Linked DNA regions of Mus musculus: region 1 is linked to region 2. A link is a loop called in an ENCODE intact Hi-C map of the cell type or tissue named here. Cell type or tissue: left cerebral cortex. All regions are shown on one strand.

Evidence for each region. Hi-C counts contacts between places; a loop is a spot of excess contacts. Peaks named below come from ENCODE experiments on the same cell type or tissue, not always from the same donor. Only the 100,000 strongest peaks of a DNase experiment are listed, where the experiment ranks them.
Region 1: it touches region 2 in a loop (3-fold over the local background); 2 of 42 quality-filtered maps call a loop at or near these places.

The regions. Positions count from the first base shown.
Region 1 is chr4:8,234,536-8,242,535 of GRCm38, forward strand. It overlaps Car8 (carbonic anhydrase 8), which reads right to left and starts at 4,506. Exons shown (of 9, transcript NM_007592.3): 1 at 4,317-4,506; 2 at 3,384-3,575. The coding sequence starts at 4,419. In left cerebral cortex, no CTCF peak of the experiment used is centred here; a DNase peak (open chromatin) is centred at 4,459; H3K4me3 peaks cover 1,584 bases.
Region 2 is chr4:8,358,619-8,366,618 of GRCm38, forward strand. No RefSeq gene overlaps it. Among named protein-coding and RNA genes, the nearest start is that of Gm42252, 57 kb to the right of the region's middle. In left cerebral cortex, a CTCF peak has its summit at 4,124; a DNase peak (open chromatin) is centred at 3,934.

The DNA of each region.
Region 1 (8,000 bases), 120 kb before region 2:
CTAAGAGGAAAGGACAGAACGGAACTGAGAAAGAAGGAACCCAAAATATGCAAACAGGAGGAAGGCAACAGAAAACGATGAAGAAGGGTCTCATTTTCATAAGACACTGAAGGGTGAAATTCAAAAGAAAATCAAATCATCTGCACCAGATTTTAGAAACTGAAAATTGAGAGCAAACTCAAAAAGTCTGTGTGTTTCGGTGGCAGTCCAGAGACGCAGGGGCAGCTCCCAGGGGCCAGAGAAAGGACAAGGGAGAAGGGAGGACTCACTGCTGTTGAATGTCCTGAGACAGGATCTATCATCTGTCAGAGTTGGAAGGGAGTTCCTCTTAGGCAACGTTAAAAAGATATAAACAAGAATACAGTAACTCCAAAGGAAAACATTGTTCCATAAAGGAAACCCAATAGAGCCTCGGGCAGAAATGGCAGGTGCAAGGTCATAGCAATTATGCTTTGAGTATTACTTTTAATAACAATATACTTTAATGATGTGGGACAAAACCAGGACAGGAAAGAGTAATAAGACACACCTCCCCTTCCACAGCACGGAGACTGAAGAACTCTTAAATATCAGAGCAAATGGCATAAGCCTGTTATTAAGAAATACAGAGGTAATGACAATGGAAACAACTTTAAAAAGTTCAGCCCTGAAAACAAACATGTCGGTAACATTATACAGACTGAGCAGGTTTTACACACACACACACACACACACACACAGACACACACACACATACATACATACATACACACACACACAGACACACACACATACAGACACACATACACACACACACATACACACACACACACATACACACACACACACATACATACACACACACACACACATATATATACATACACACACACATACATACATACATACACACACACACACACATACACACACACACACATACACACACACATACATACATACACACACACACACACACACACACACACACACATATATTGTACTGGCTAGTTTTGTGTCAACTTGACACAGCTGGGGTTATCACAGAAAAGGGAGCTTCAGTTGAGGAAATGCCTCCATGAGATCCAACTGTAAGGCATTTTCCCAATTAGTGATCAAGGGGGAAAGGCCCCTTGTGGGTGGGACCATCTCTGGGCTGGTAGTCTTGGTTCTATAAGAGAGCAGGCTGAGCAAGCCAGGGAAAGCAAGCCAGTAAAGAACATCCCTTCATGGCCTCTGCATCAGCTCCTGCTCCCTGACCTGCTTGAGTTCCAGTCCTGACTTCCTTGGTGATAAACAGCAATGTGGAAATGTAAGCTGAATAAACCCTTTCCTCCCCAAATTGCTTCTTGGTCATGATGTTTGTGCAGGAATAGAAACCCTGACTAAGATATATATATATATTAATGAAAATGGCCATGGGTTTGAAAGATAGCAAGAAGGGGTAATACACAAAAGTTAGGAAAGAAAGGGATGGGGAAATGATGGAATTATATTATAACCTCAAAAAAAAAAAAACCAGAAAAAGTAAAGTTTTTAAAGGTTCAAAGTAGTTGTTCCTATAGGAAAACCGGAAGTTCCTATAGGAAAACCGAAGTCTACAGCAAGACAGGCTGTAGTTAGATGTAGAGAAAATGTAGACATAGCCAACTATTCAAATTATATCTGTAGTCCATTTTGATAAAGAAAAGAAGCTTCATTAAATAAATAAATAATAGTGTTCAGAGTTTAAAGACAATTCCTTAGAGAAGCTGTAATAAACTAATTAAGAGATTTTTTTTTTCCAGTCACTTGCCTTCTTCTTCTTTTTTTTTTTTTTTTTTTTAGATAAGCTCTTACTGTGTAGCCATGGCTGAAACTCCCTATGTAGATCAGGTTAACCTGGAAGTCGAGAGACCCCACCTTCCTCTTCCTCTGCAGTGCTGGATTAAAAGGTGTGCACCGCCGTGCGCAGGACGTTTCTTGACACATTAAAAGGGAGAAATCACTGTAGTGACAGGAGAGGACTGGGCCCCTGAGGGAGGAAGGTCCAGAAAGAAGTAGAGAATGAAGTCTGGATCCAGCCTTGCAAGTCAGGACAAAACTACAGGCAGCAGTTCCTTCTGCTCGGGAGTGGAGGTCAGAGGAGGGGAGGGGCCAGGAATATATAAAGTATACAGAAGTATAGAATATGTAATGACCAGAGATAAACATCTCCAAAGCATTCTGATTTAAGCTCAAATCTAAGTTCACTGTGTGAGTGTGTGTGTGAATGTGTGTGTGTGAGTATGTGTTTGTGAGTGAGTGTGTGTGAGTGTGAATGTAAGTGTGTGAATGTGTGAATGTTTGTGAGTGTGTTTGTGTGTGTGTGAGTGTGTGTGAATGTGTGTGTGAATGTGTGTGAGTGTGTGTGAATGTAAGTGTGTGTGTGAATGTAAGTGTGTGTGTGAATGTGTGTGAGTGTGTGTGTGTGTTTACTAGCTCCATATAAAATACACACTGTTTTCAGGAGCTGTCCCCACCTCAATTAAACTACCAATAACTGCAAAGAATACAGGCTCTGCCTGGTGGATTTCGAATTGAAACTGTGAAACAAGATGAGGAATAAATATCTTCTTTGCCTAATGACAGACCTAATGGTTTCATGGTTTGAAATACCTAGCTGATCAATTTGGAATTAATGTAAGCACAGTCTGTTTGTAAAACACATCAACACTCAACACACTAATGTTACATTCCTTCCAGGAGGAAAAATAGTCATTATTCCCCATGAAAAACACAATCTTAGTGCTAATGTTTTTTAAATCTGTTTTTGTCTCTCCTACATTTAAGCTGGAAAGCAATTCTCCCAGAAATTGCATTTTCCACAAAACATTTCAGATTCATTTCGGCAAGGTTCAAGAAGAGTGAGTGAGTTAACAATAACCAAAAGCAAGCACTGAGTTGCCACTTAAATATCGGACTGCATTCAACATTAAAGTTATTCTTGTCATTGATAGAGAAGGGAACTTTAATTTGAAAAGTTTGAACACAGGTGATATCAATACATCCCAATCTTTGGTCTCACAAACTATTTTCAAAAGACATTATAATTAAATGATTTCAGCTAATCAGTAACTTAGAACAAAACGCACAGCAGAAAGACCCAATTCCGCAAGCCTGTGTGTGCACTCCTTCCTTCATAGCTCAGTAAATGTTTGTTTGAGCAAGAGGCAGCTCCAGGCACAGTTTTGGAAGAACAGCCAGCTGAGATAATCATCACTTCACCCTCTTAGCCCCTGAGAACTCTATTAGAAAATAATTCCCAGAAAAATGCAACTTATAAGGACCATGAAAATAGAAACTGTGTTGGTGTCGCCTTTAAAACCATACAAGTTAAATCAGAGCTTGCTTATAAAAGTGCAGAAACATGTGTTCCAAATTACCTGATTTTGACTTCAGGATGACTTGAATGGTGTGTCCATCGTTGGTGACTTCACAGTCCCGGCACACCACATAATTTGGAGACAGGCGGACATCCAGCAGTGAGGGGTCATACCTGGCTTCTCTGGAGTTTAGGTTGATAGGTGACTGGTACTCCCCATTAGCATCAGGAAACACTAAGCCCCACTCAACACCTGAAGACAAAATGAGACTAGGTTGGATTTTTTTAAGGTTAATGACAGTAAAATATAACACAAAAATCTCATAATCCTTAACATTATAGCTGTGACTATCATCTGTATGTAGATGAAATATAAGAAATGTGTGTGGGTTTTTACATTCATTACGTGAGTGATCTGTTGTTAAATATCACACACAAAATCCTCTACTGTCTGTGCATACAGACGCTTTGATGTAGGGATCTAAGAAACTTATGCCATCTTGAAGTGACTAGAAAAAAGATACCTCAGAAATTTCTTCTGCTCATCAGTTCAATTATGTGCAGTACTGGGAAATTTCCTCAAAGCCCCACATGCTCAGAGACAACAGAAAACCTGTAACGCTAATGAGCGCCACTTGTTTAAAATGCAAATACAGTGTCCCATACATATTAGTTCTTTTGCTCTTTTCTCCGTGTATACAGGAAACATGGGCGGGCACTAATGACTATTCGAAGCCCTGGATCTGCGAAGACAGATTTAGAAAACTCTTTTTAAAGTCCCCAAGATCCAGCCTGCAATTCGGGACGGTTTTTCTGAAGTGCGTTTGGTTATACTTCCCAAGACTAGAAAGCAACTCGGTTGCACGTCTGCTCCAGGCTGGGAGATGTGGCTGCCTGGGTGCAGCAGGTGCGAACAGCACTCAGGCAGCCACGGAGGGGCAAGTGGGGGACCGCGTGGGGCGTAGCAGCCGCGACAGCGGCCCCACGAGCCTACCTTCCTCGTAACCCCACTCCACGCCCTCCTCCTCCTCCTCTTCCTCGTCTTCCTCCTTCTCGGGGAAGGCGACTGCATCCTCAATGAAGCTCAGGTCAGCCATGGGCAGCTCTGCGACACGGGTGCGGGAGCGGCAGGCGCGGGGCTGGGGACCGCACTGAGCGTGGCAGTCCCCGCGAGCGCGAGAGGCAGCGGTCCGGCGCAGGCTTGCGCGTTTTAAGGTCGGTGGGGGCGTGTCTGACTCGAGGACACGCCCCCCGCCCTACACTCCCACCTACACCCCCTCTCACCCCACAATCGGGACAGGCAAGCCTGCGAAAATCAAACTGGGGCTGCAGCAACACGGGAAGCCTGCTGCACCCAAGTCCTAATACCCTTTCAAAAGCCTGGAGACTCCAAAATCCGCCCTGTCTCCCGTGCTCCCCTTGCTCCAAACAATTTTCCCAATGGAGTTGCCTTGCTTTGGGAACGGGATTGAGACCGGGAACCCAACAAGACTCCCTGGTCGAATGGTTTATTGGCCATCGTTTACCGGTCAATTTTGTTGGGGTTTGGTTTTGTGAGACTGGGTCTCAAGGAGACCAGGTTGGCTTCAAACTCCTCCCAGTGGAGAAGCGGATGACCTTGAACTGCACAGGGCTCGCTCCACTTTGCAAACACTGGGCTTGCAAGAATGCACCACCACCATGGGGCCAAGCGTGGTGGTGGCAGCTTATCTGAGCGAGTTTTACTTTTTAATCCGTCCTTAAAACACAGGGAAAATGAATATGGATTTTATTTTTCCCAAAATAAGTCCAACAAACATTTCACGAAAAATAATTTAGCAACTAGACATAGGTATAGTTTGAGAAATTTTTACTAAATATATTTCAAAGACAATGAAATGGGGTGTTTGGTTCCACTTTCTAAGTCTGGGGTGCTGCTGCAGGCTCACCTTGCTGTGGACACCGCTCCCAAGCGCCTCGTGAAGTCGCGCAAATAATGAAATGCACACACATTACGAAACAAACAGGAACTTTCCCCGATCCAAAGAGGTCAAGTCGTTACCCCTGAAGCGTGTGTCCCAACCTCAGGCTAATGCTTCATCCTGGTGTTCCAGCCCTGTTCAGTAACCCCTAAGCTCCTTTCCTCCACGATAGCAGATATATTTGCATAGTAAGTTAGTACTCAGGCCTGCAGTATGCTTTGCCTTTTACATAGCCCATGCACACTCCACAGTGTCTGTGAGATTAATGGATGCATCGAGTTCCTCAAACAGGGCGGGGGTGATTGATTAGCTGGGAAATTTTAAGGTGCCGGGTTGCTATCCTTTACTGCCTGTTGGGGCCTTAACTTAAAAAATAAATATCGTATCACGTCTTCAGGAAGTGGATGGAGGCTAAGGAGAAAAACATCAGTTGACCTACTCCTCCACTGTCTGAAGAAAAACAAAAAACAAAAACAAACAAACAAACAAAAAACCTCCTGGACAGCTGCAGCACCCACATGGCCTGTGGGTTTCAGGGTGTGTGTGTATGTTGTTGTTTTTTTTTTTTTTTAATTAGGTACTTTCCTCATTTACATTTTCAATGCTATCCCAAAGGTCCCCCATACCCACCCCCCAATCCCCTACCCACCCACTCCCCCTTTTTGGCCCTGGCGTTCCCCTATACTGGGGCATATAAAGTTTGCAAGTCCAATGGGCCTCTCTTTCCAGTGATGGCCGACTAGGCCATCTTTTGATACATATGCAGCTAAAGACAAGAGCTCCCAGGTACTGGTTAGTTCATATTGTTGTTCCACCTATAGGGTTGCAGTTCCCTTTAGCTCCTTGGGTAATTTCTCTAGCTCCTCCATTAGGGGCCGTGTGACCCATCCAATAGCTGACTGTGATCATCCACTTCTGTGTTTGCTAGGCCCCGGCATAGTCTCACAAGAGAGAGCTATAACTGGGTCCTTTCAGCGAAATCTTGCTAGTGTATGCAATGGTGTCAGCATTTGGAAGCTGATTATGGGATGGATCCCTGCATATGGCAGTCACTAGATGGTCCATCCTTTCGTCACAGCTCCAAATTTTGTCTCTGTAACTCCTTCTATGGGTGTTTTGTTCCCATTTCTAAGAAAGGGTAAAGTGTCCACACTTTGGTCTTCGTTCTTCTTGAATTTCATGCGTTTGGCAAGTTGTATCTTATATCTTGGGTATCGTAAGTTTCTGGGCTATTATCCACTTATCAGTGAGTACATATTGTGCGAGTTCCTTTGTGATTGGGTTACTTCACTCAGGATGATACCCTCCAGGTCCATCCATTTGCCTAGGAATTTCATAAATTCATTTTTTAATAGCTGAGTAGTACTCCATTGTGTAAATGTACCACATTTTCTGTATCCATTCCTCTGTTGAGGGGCATCTGGGTTCTTTCCAGCTTCTGGCTATTATAAACAAGGCTGCTATGAACATAGTGGAGCATGTGTTCTTCTTACCGGTTGGGACATCTTCTGGATATATGCCCAGGAGAGGTATTGCAGGATCCTCCGGTAGTACTATGTCCAATTTTCTGAGGAACCGCCAGACTGATTTCCAGAATGGTTGTACAAGCTTGCAATCCCACCAACAATGGAGGAGTGTTCCCCTTTCTCCACATCCTTGCCAACATCTGCTGTCACCTGAGTTTTTGATCTTAGCCATTCTGACTGGTGTGAGGTGGAATCTCAGGGTTGTTTTGATTTGCATTTCCCTGATGATTAAGGATGTTGAACATTTTTTCAGGTGTTTCTCTGCCATTCGATATTCCTCAGGTGAGAATTCTTTGTTCAGCTCTGAGCCCCATTTTTAATGGGGTTATTTGATTTTCTGGACTCCACCTTCTTGAGTTCTTTATATATATTGGATATTAGTCCCCTATCCGATTTGGGATAGGTAAAGATCCTTTCCCAATCTGTTGGTGGCCTTTTTGTCTTATTGACGGTGTCTTTTGCTTTGCAGAAGCTTTGCAATTTTATGAGGTCCCATTTATCGATTCTTGATCTGTCATTGCTGACGAAGTCCATGCAAAGGCTGGAGAGAATCTCTATAAAAAGATACCTGGGTCATTCTGAATTCAACATTAATATTCCCCTATGCCCTTAAACGAGCATACATGTGATATTGTGGCCATTTTTGTCTGACCTCTGACTGCATTTAAAGTACATGAACATGGAAGTGTTTACCAAATCAAATGACATCAGACTATCCCTGACAATTAAATTTTTCATGAGTAAATGGTGTGCCATATTTATTATAGACAGGCTGAAAAATTGAATTGTTACTCTTGAGGTTTGCAGCCAACAGCGTCACATATAGCAAGAAGGCATTGCTACTCAAAAATATGGCTTCCTGTAAGACAAGCATTGGTTTGGCTCATATCATTTTGTTCTGGACTTTCAAGCTTATTTGTATAATATAACTCCTATAAGCAAGCAAACAGTAACTCCAGCTACATAGACATGAGCCGTTTTGCTCTGCAACCAAATATTCAATTACCATCCTTAATTGCTTTGAGACTGTGTGCTTCGTATGCTGCTAATTATTAACACCTTAAGACCTCTCCACAGATCCCCTGCTATATTGCCACCAAAGATTGCATTATTAGCTCTAGTTATTATAAAATTCTGTCATCAGAAAATCTAAACACAGATCAAAGATATAGGCCAATTCTTTAATTGACA
Region 2 (8,000 bases):
GGTGGGATTGTAAGCTGGTACAACCACTCTAGAAATCAATCTGGCAGTTCCTCAGAAAGTTGGACATAGTACTACCGGAGGATCCCACAATACCTCTCCTGGGCATATATCCAGAAGATGTTCCAACTGGTAATAAGGACACATGCTCCATTATGTTCATAGCAGCCTTATTTATAATAGCCAGAAGCTGGAAAGAACCCAGATGTCCCTCAACAGAGGGATTGATACAGAAAATGTGGAACATTGACACAATGGAGTACTACTCTGCTATTAAAAAGAATGAATTTATGAAATTCCTAGGCAAATGGGTGGACCTGGAGGGTATCATCCTGAGTGAGGTAACCCAATCACAAAAGAACTCACTTGATATGCACTCACTGATTAGTGGATATTAGCCCAGAAACTTAAAATACCCAACATACAATTTGCAAAACACATGAAACTCAAGACCAAAGTGTGGATACTTCGTTCCTCCTTAGAATGGGGAACAAAATACCCATGGAAAGAGTTAAAGATACCAAGTTTGGAGAAGACATGGAAGGAAGGACCATCCAGAGACTGCCCCATCCAGGGACCCATCCCATATACAACCACCAAACCCAGACAGTATTGCATATAGCAACAAGATTTTGCTGAAAGGACCCTGATATAGCTGTCTCTTGTGAGGCTATGCCAGTGCCTGGCAAATACAGAAGTGGAGGCGCATAGTCATCTACTGCATGGAACACAGGGCCCCCAATGGAGGAGCAAGAGAAAGTACCCAAGAAGCTGAAAGGGTCTGCAACCCTATAGGTGGAACAACAATATGAACTAACCAGTACCCCCACCCCCAAGAGCTGTGTCTCTAGTTGCATATGTAGCAGAGAATGGCCTAGTCGGCCATCATTGGGAGGAGAGGCCCTTGGGGGGAGGGTATAGAGGACTTTCGGGATAGCATTTGAAATGTAAATGAAGAAAATATCTAATAAAAATAAAAAATTTAAAAAAAGAAAAGGAAGGAAGAAAGGAAGGAAAAGAAAAGAAAAGAAAAGAAGGAAGGAAGGAAGGAAGGAAGGAAGGAAGGAAGGAAGGAAGGAAGAAAGAAAGAAAGAAAGAAAGAAAGAAAGAAAGAAAGAAAGAAAGAAAGAAAGCAAGCAAACTAGCTGAGCTGAACGAACTGTGAAGGACAAGCCAGTAACTAGCACTCTTCTGTAATTTCTGCTTCTGTTCCTTCCTCAAGTTCCAGCCCTGATTTCCCTCAGTGATGGACTGTGATATGGAAATGTAAGACAAATCAACCCTTTCTTCCATACATGCTTTTATTCATAAAGTCTTAGTTACAGTTCTAAATAGAACCCTTAGTTAATATAGAAATTGCTACCATATTGCTGTGACAGGAGTGACTGTGTTCTTTGGGAGAAGATTATAGTGGCATTGGAACTTTGAGCTGGAAAAAAAAAAAACATTGATTGTTGAGAGGTCAGTAGATTATTCTGTGGGAGTTTGGAATATAAGAGTGCTGAGAGATACCAATAAAGGCCTGGTTTATGAACTTTCAGGACTGTTATGCTGTTATTTTGGACTAAGAAGAATTAAGTGTGATCAACAAGAGACCGAGAAAGCAAGAAAGCAAGAAAGCAAGAAAGCAAGAAAGCAAGAAAGCAAGAAAGCAAGAAAGCAAGAAAGCAAGAAAGAGGGAGGGAGGGAGGGAGGGAGGGAGGGGAAAGAAAGAAGAATCATTAAGGCAAAATCTTCTGGAAACTTTTTCTTCATTTCTTCATGTTCAACCCATATACATGAGCCATAGCCCAGAGGGGATCAAGGCTACACCTGATGCATGTCACTGAACAAGGTAATATTTAAGAGTTTCCTAAGTAATATTGGTTTTGAAGGCCAGAATAGATCACAGAGAGCAGCTGATGCTTGGCACTGGGAGAAACTGGGAAAGGCCATTCTTAAAGCCTCAATGGCAGTTGAAGCCCAAGGATTGCAGAGGTCATGGAAAGAAGCTGAGATTTGGCACCATGTGGCAGAATTAGTGTCTCCAAGGAGAACCCAAGAGAAGCCAAGGTGAAGGTCAGCCCTGTTCAGTGGACATCAGCGTTTCGGAGATGCTACTACCATGAGATGACCACCAAAGACAGCAGTAGCTATGGAGTGGAGCTGGCCTGAGCCTATTAGATGAGCTAGGTGTGATGTAGATGGCAGAGCAGAGAGGTGGAAACATAAAATCCCTTTGGATTCCAGTTAGTTCCAGGTGGCTGACACTGCACACTGATTCTCCTCCCTCTCCTTCTCCCTCTCCCTCTCCCTCCCCCTCCCCCTCTCCTCCCTCCCCCTCTCCCTCTTCTCCCTCTAGGTTCCTGCCTTGAACTCCTACCTTGACTTCCTTCAGTAATGGACTATGATATGAAATGTAAGACAAATAAACGCTTTCTTCCACAGTTGCTTTTGTTCATGGTGTTTTAGCCCAGCAATAGAAGGCCTAACTAAGGCCTTAGTTGTTTGTTTGTTTGGGACTGAAACTTTGTAGAGCAGCACAGTGGTTAATTGAAATATGAAGGTATTGGCTACAGTACCTGACACATAGCCATCATTGTGTTCTTTGAGGGGGCCTGCTAGTTTATTCACTGTATTTACTAAGAGACAACTCTGCATTGCTCTCTAGATGGGTTGTGAACAGTGCTTTTATGTATCCCCCAATCCAGAGAAAGAGGCAGATATTGACCAAATCACCAAACATCCTATCAATTCATGAGAGCAGGATCTGAAAAGGTCTATGATGGTGATGGAAAAGTACAAAAATAGAGCAGGCAGGACAACACACAAGCAGGATGCTGACCCTTGCTGAGGAGTAGCCTTTGAACTGTGTTCTGCAACATGAGTCAGAGCTAGCTAGACAACAAAGGTCAGAGTTCAAACAGCAAACCCCAACCTCCAGAGGAGGCTGGGCAAAGGATGTCTGGGACTGCCTGACCACCACACTTAGATGCAAAGCTTTAGTGGTCTTGTCAGCACCTTGTGTGTTTCCTTTATCCTCCTGACCAAAAACATATATGTGAGTCTTCCCAACATTCTTCCAACTAGTACTGCTAAATCCAAGAAGGCAAAGTGAGGGAGAAGAAAAGGCAAACTTGTGTATACCTCTGTCTTGGATGTTTACAGGTGCGTCACCTCCAGATGGAAGAAGAGCTTAGTCTTTAGTTGTCTTTGCGGTTTCTCGGGGTAAGAAGTTGAGATGTCTGTTTGTATGGGTTTCTGAATGTATGTAATTCCAGCCTCACTGGTAATCTTCCACAGTGCAATAACACTCGGGGTTCCATTTATTGGCTTGTTTTTTCCATTAGTCACAGCTGGGTTTTTTTTCTGTTATTTTTTTCCAAGCAATTAATATATTTATTTATTTTGTCCTGGCAGTCTGGAGCAGCTGGACTTTGGGTACAAAGTCTTATATCAAGCTGAACTGATGTTTAGAAAACAAATTGAACTAGATTTACTTTCTTACAAATTCACTCTTGGTCAAATAAAACCATTTGGGGGAGGGAGGTATACACTTTTTTTAAAAAAGTTTTTGTGCCAACAACAATTAGCACAAGCCAGTTGCCCTTCACAGATGTTTGCTCAATTGCTGCCTTCTCTCAGAACATGGCCAGGAAGATGAAAAGGTCCATCTAGAGTTCGGCTAATTGAAAAAGGCTGCAGAGACGTGACCTCCAAAAACACATCCCAGAGTTCTGTCAGAAGACCAGGGAAGGTGAATTTTCCAATTCCTTTTGACCTTAGCTGGGAGGACTAAGCTCCTAAACAAGCCAGACTCCAGGATTCAGACACTCTAATGTGAACCACAAACCCTAAACCCACACTGAATCTAGCTGAGGACCAAAGAGCTAAATTGTATATTTATAGGCCTTTTTTAAAAATAAAGAACACTCGTCCTGTGTGGTGCTGCCAACAAGATCTTTTTCAGTTGTGCCGCTCTCTCTTTTACAACGCTGCCTAAGTAAGCCTGCCAGCCAGACCTCTGTAGTCCATTCCAAGATGATTCTGAGAACAGCAGCACAAAGCTTTAGGAAGTTGGAGTTGTAGGATTTGTAAAGAACCCTTCTTTGGCTGTCAGCAGGAATTCACAGAAATACTAATGGCCGTCTATGGGTGGCCACTGGGGGTTGGGGGAAGGAAGACACATTTTTTTAACACTTTTTTTCTAATGATGAAGACTAAATCCAGGGATACATATTCTACACATAAATGGGTATATAAAGTGATTCTGCTGATTGGCTCTGACATAACTTTAAAGTTTACTTCCTTAATTGGGTTAAACATCTCCACACTGGGAACTCTGGATCATAGGTTTTCTAATAACTTTATTATATAAATAGTACGAAAGTGAATAGCAACCCAGTTTTTGTCTTCAGTTTCATATGGTCTAATTTAGTTGACTTTAACTTGGTAAAATGTGACTATGTGTCAGTTTAGATTCAAGGTTAACATCAGTTAGTTGTGTGAGTCCTGTCCCGAGTCATTGCCTGCATAGCATCTGCACAGGACATAGCATCTGCACAGGAAACTGTAGATTGCCCAAGGTCACACAGAGAGCCATGTCTTCCAAAAGTCTTATTCCAAACAATTTCTCCCTGGAGCACCAAACTGATATTTATTAACAACAATCGACACCTATTGGGTGCCTCTTGGAAATCTAGTGTTGAACAGTCCTTTTAACAACACGTCCTAGCCGGGCGTGGTGGCACACGCCTTTAATCCCGGAACTCAGGAGGCAGAGGCAGGTGGATTTCTGAGTTCGAGGCCAGCCTGGTCTACAGAGTGAGTTCCAGGACAGCCAGGGCTACACAGAGAAACCCTGTCTCGAAAAAACAAACAAACAAAAAAAACAAAAAAAAAACAACACGTCCTTACGATACTCCTGCAAGGTGAATGTTGTTATCAGGATATACTGCCTCATTTATTTGTGGATCTCATCTCCATTTTTATATGGAGATTAGAAGTCTACAGTGTGTGGCCCTCTATCACTGAAGGGCTAAGTCTTCCAGCTAGGAGAAAAGAAAGCCATTGCTGAGTACAGACAGTCCACAGAAAGTCACTTTCAGCATATCCTATTGCATATGGACACCCACAAACTCACCCAGGAGAGTGTCCTCTCTGTGCAGACGATGGGAGGTTTGAGATTAGCATGAACTTCGGCCTAGCCTGAGAGCCTCAGGTCCCATTGCCATTTCCATAAGCATGTGCCATGTATAGCTCAAATCTCTCTCCACCTTTATCCATTCCTCCTGATGAATCAGCCCCACCTCTCACCTGGACTCTCATGGCCACCTCCTACTGGTCTCCCCTCAACCACCCCTAAGTTACTGTCATAGTAACCCTCAAAAGCTTCTAAATCTAAGGTGGATCATCTCACACTTCTCTTCCATGGCTCCATGAAGACTTTCTGAAGGCAGCATGTCTCTGCATCCTTCAGAAACCCATGGTCACCGAACACAGTTCCTGCAACAGCCTCTCCTGATTCCTCTCCAGCCTCACTTGTCTCTTAGGTGTCTCTGTATCTCCTAGGGAAATGCTCTCTCCGAACCTTAGCATTTGGCTCATACCTCTAGACTACCCAGACATGTCTAAGCCCCGACATCTAGGTTTCTTCCAATATCACCTTCACAGTAATGCATATCCTGGACCAATATGCAGACCACAAACCTCCATCTCTCTTTGCCTCACACGTAGATGCCATTGTCACCATAATTGGACTGACTTTTTCTCTCCAGAATATTATTATAATCTAACATGCAAATTATAATTCAACATGTGCATAAAACTATGTATTCCTGCAAAAAGATGTAAGAGCTTTAATATCTATTACCTATGAAAGGGTCTTTATTTGGAAAGAGTGTCTTTAATATGGTAAACATTTAAGATTAGGTCCTTTGAAGTAAATTTTGATCCAATATGACCAGAAGGACAGACACACACACACACACACACACACACACACACACACACAGAGTGTGTATGATTACCATATGATGATGAAGGCAAAACTCAAGGAGATACTTCTATGAGCAAAGGAACCCAAAAGCTACTAGCAAAATGCCAGAAGTTGGAGGAAGGCACAGAGTAAGGCCCCCCTACACTGCCTTTGTAATAAGCCAACCTGCCCAAGCCCTGACCTTGGACTTCCAGCCTCCAGAAGCATAGGACAATAAATTATGTTATCTACTCCACCTAGTTGTGGTACTTTATCACGGCAGTCTCAGCAAAACAAAAGCATATTCTATATCTATTGCTTCATCTGAGTTTTGTTTTTGTGTTTGTTTGGGGGGTTGGGGGACTCTAAGTTAACTCAATCTCCTGCCCTGAGAGTTCTGCTTAAGTAGAAATTCACTTATTTGTTGTTACTATTCTATCTCCAGCATTTAATATTTGCCGAACGAATCAATAACTGTGCCCTTTTCCTCCCATCTTTTCCTCAAGACAATGTCCTCTCAGGTTTCTTCAGTACTTGGATGCCTTCTTGCTAGCATCTTTTCCTCTGCCTGGGATGCCCACCTGCTCTTCTCTCTCTCTTAGCATCCTCTTGTAACTTAAGTCATCCCTCAGTCTCCTGTCCCCACCCTCATCTGTTTCATTATGTGACATGCTTTTGCTGCCTGTACATGGTGACTTCCTTGATCACTGAGCAGGATCTGTATCGCCAGATCCTGCCCAGTGTCCAGCACACCAGAGGGGCTTGATTAGTGTTTGCTAGATTGAATTAAATCTGTCTCCTGCAGAGTTTGCTCCTGTTGCCCTTCCCTGGGCTTCTACTCACAGCAGGGTAGAAGAGGATTAGAAGGGGCTTTGTGGAGCAGAACTCGGATTAGAGTTTTGGGCTGTGCCTCTCTGCAAATGCTTTGACTCTGTGCAATCTCAGGAGAGTTTCTTAAACTGAAACCAGCACATCAATGTTGTACTGTCCAAACCACCCTACTAAGGTCTACAAAACATTAGCCAGAATTCACACCTACTTCTTCATATAAATCCAAGTCACTAGCTTGCATTCCAGTGAATGACCCCATTTCTGCCCCAGTTCTTAACAGTGGGGGGCGGGGGGAGGACAAACTTTTTTTTCTAACCAGCTCTTACTAAAGATGTGCCTGAGCCAGCTCCAGAAGTGAAAGGTGTATTTGGAGCCAATGACTGTCACTCACCTTTTTGGAATAACCACATGGGTGTGGTCTGAGAAACACACACACACACACACACACACACACACACACACACGCGCGCGCACACACACACAAGAACCTCTAACTGAATTGAACCAAAATGCTAACCAGGCCTGTTAAAGGGTCATACTCTGTTGCTCCTCAGAAGATTTCCTACTTACCGGAGTCTGCTTCCTAAGACTCATTAAGCCCATCTTGTGAACTTTCCTACAGAACAAAGTAGGCCCTACAAAGATACCAACCGTCACATCTCTTCTTCTGTGTCTATCCTCATCAAGCTACAAATTTATATTTTTTAAAAAAGTCACTTATTTACTAGGTTGTAATGAAGTGTCCACCAAGCTGAATTCAGAGGGATCAGTATGTCACCAGCTCAGACTTTTCAGTGCTAAGGACTCTGAGCCTGCAGAAGGACCTTCTTGTTCTGATGTTGTGATATGAAGTAGAAAACATCAGCCTATATCCCCTGTATGACTGCCACACCGCACACTCCAGGATAATGACTCAAGACCTTTCTTCAGACTTTTACTTTAGCCATGCCATTGGCTCCTGGCAGGATCATGGACGATCATGATCATCATTGATGGAATACTGACCCCCCAATTCCTTCAGATGCTACTAAGAATACAAGTTCACTACAGGGCACAGACCCTTATCCATGTGGTTCCTAACATTTTGTGGTCACTGTCACCTTTCAAGTGAAATCAAAATTGTTCAAAGTGGCATGGCCTTAGACCATCAGCTCTCAAATCAAAGCAAAATGGTTCATATTCCATGCACTTTTTCACATGAGGTTTCAGGAAAGTG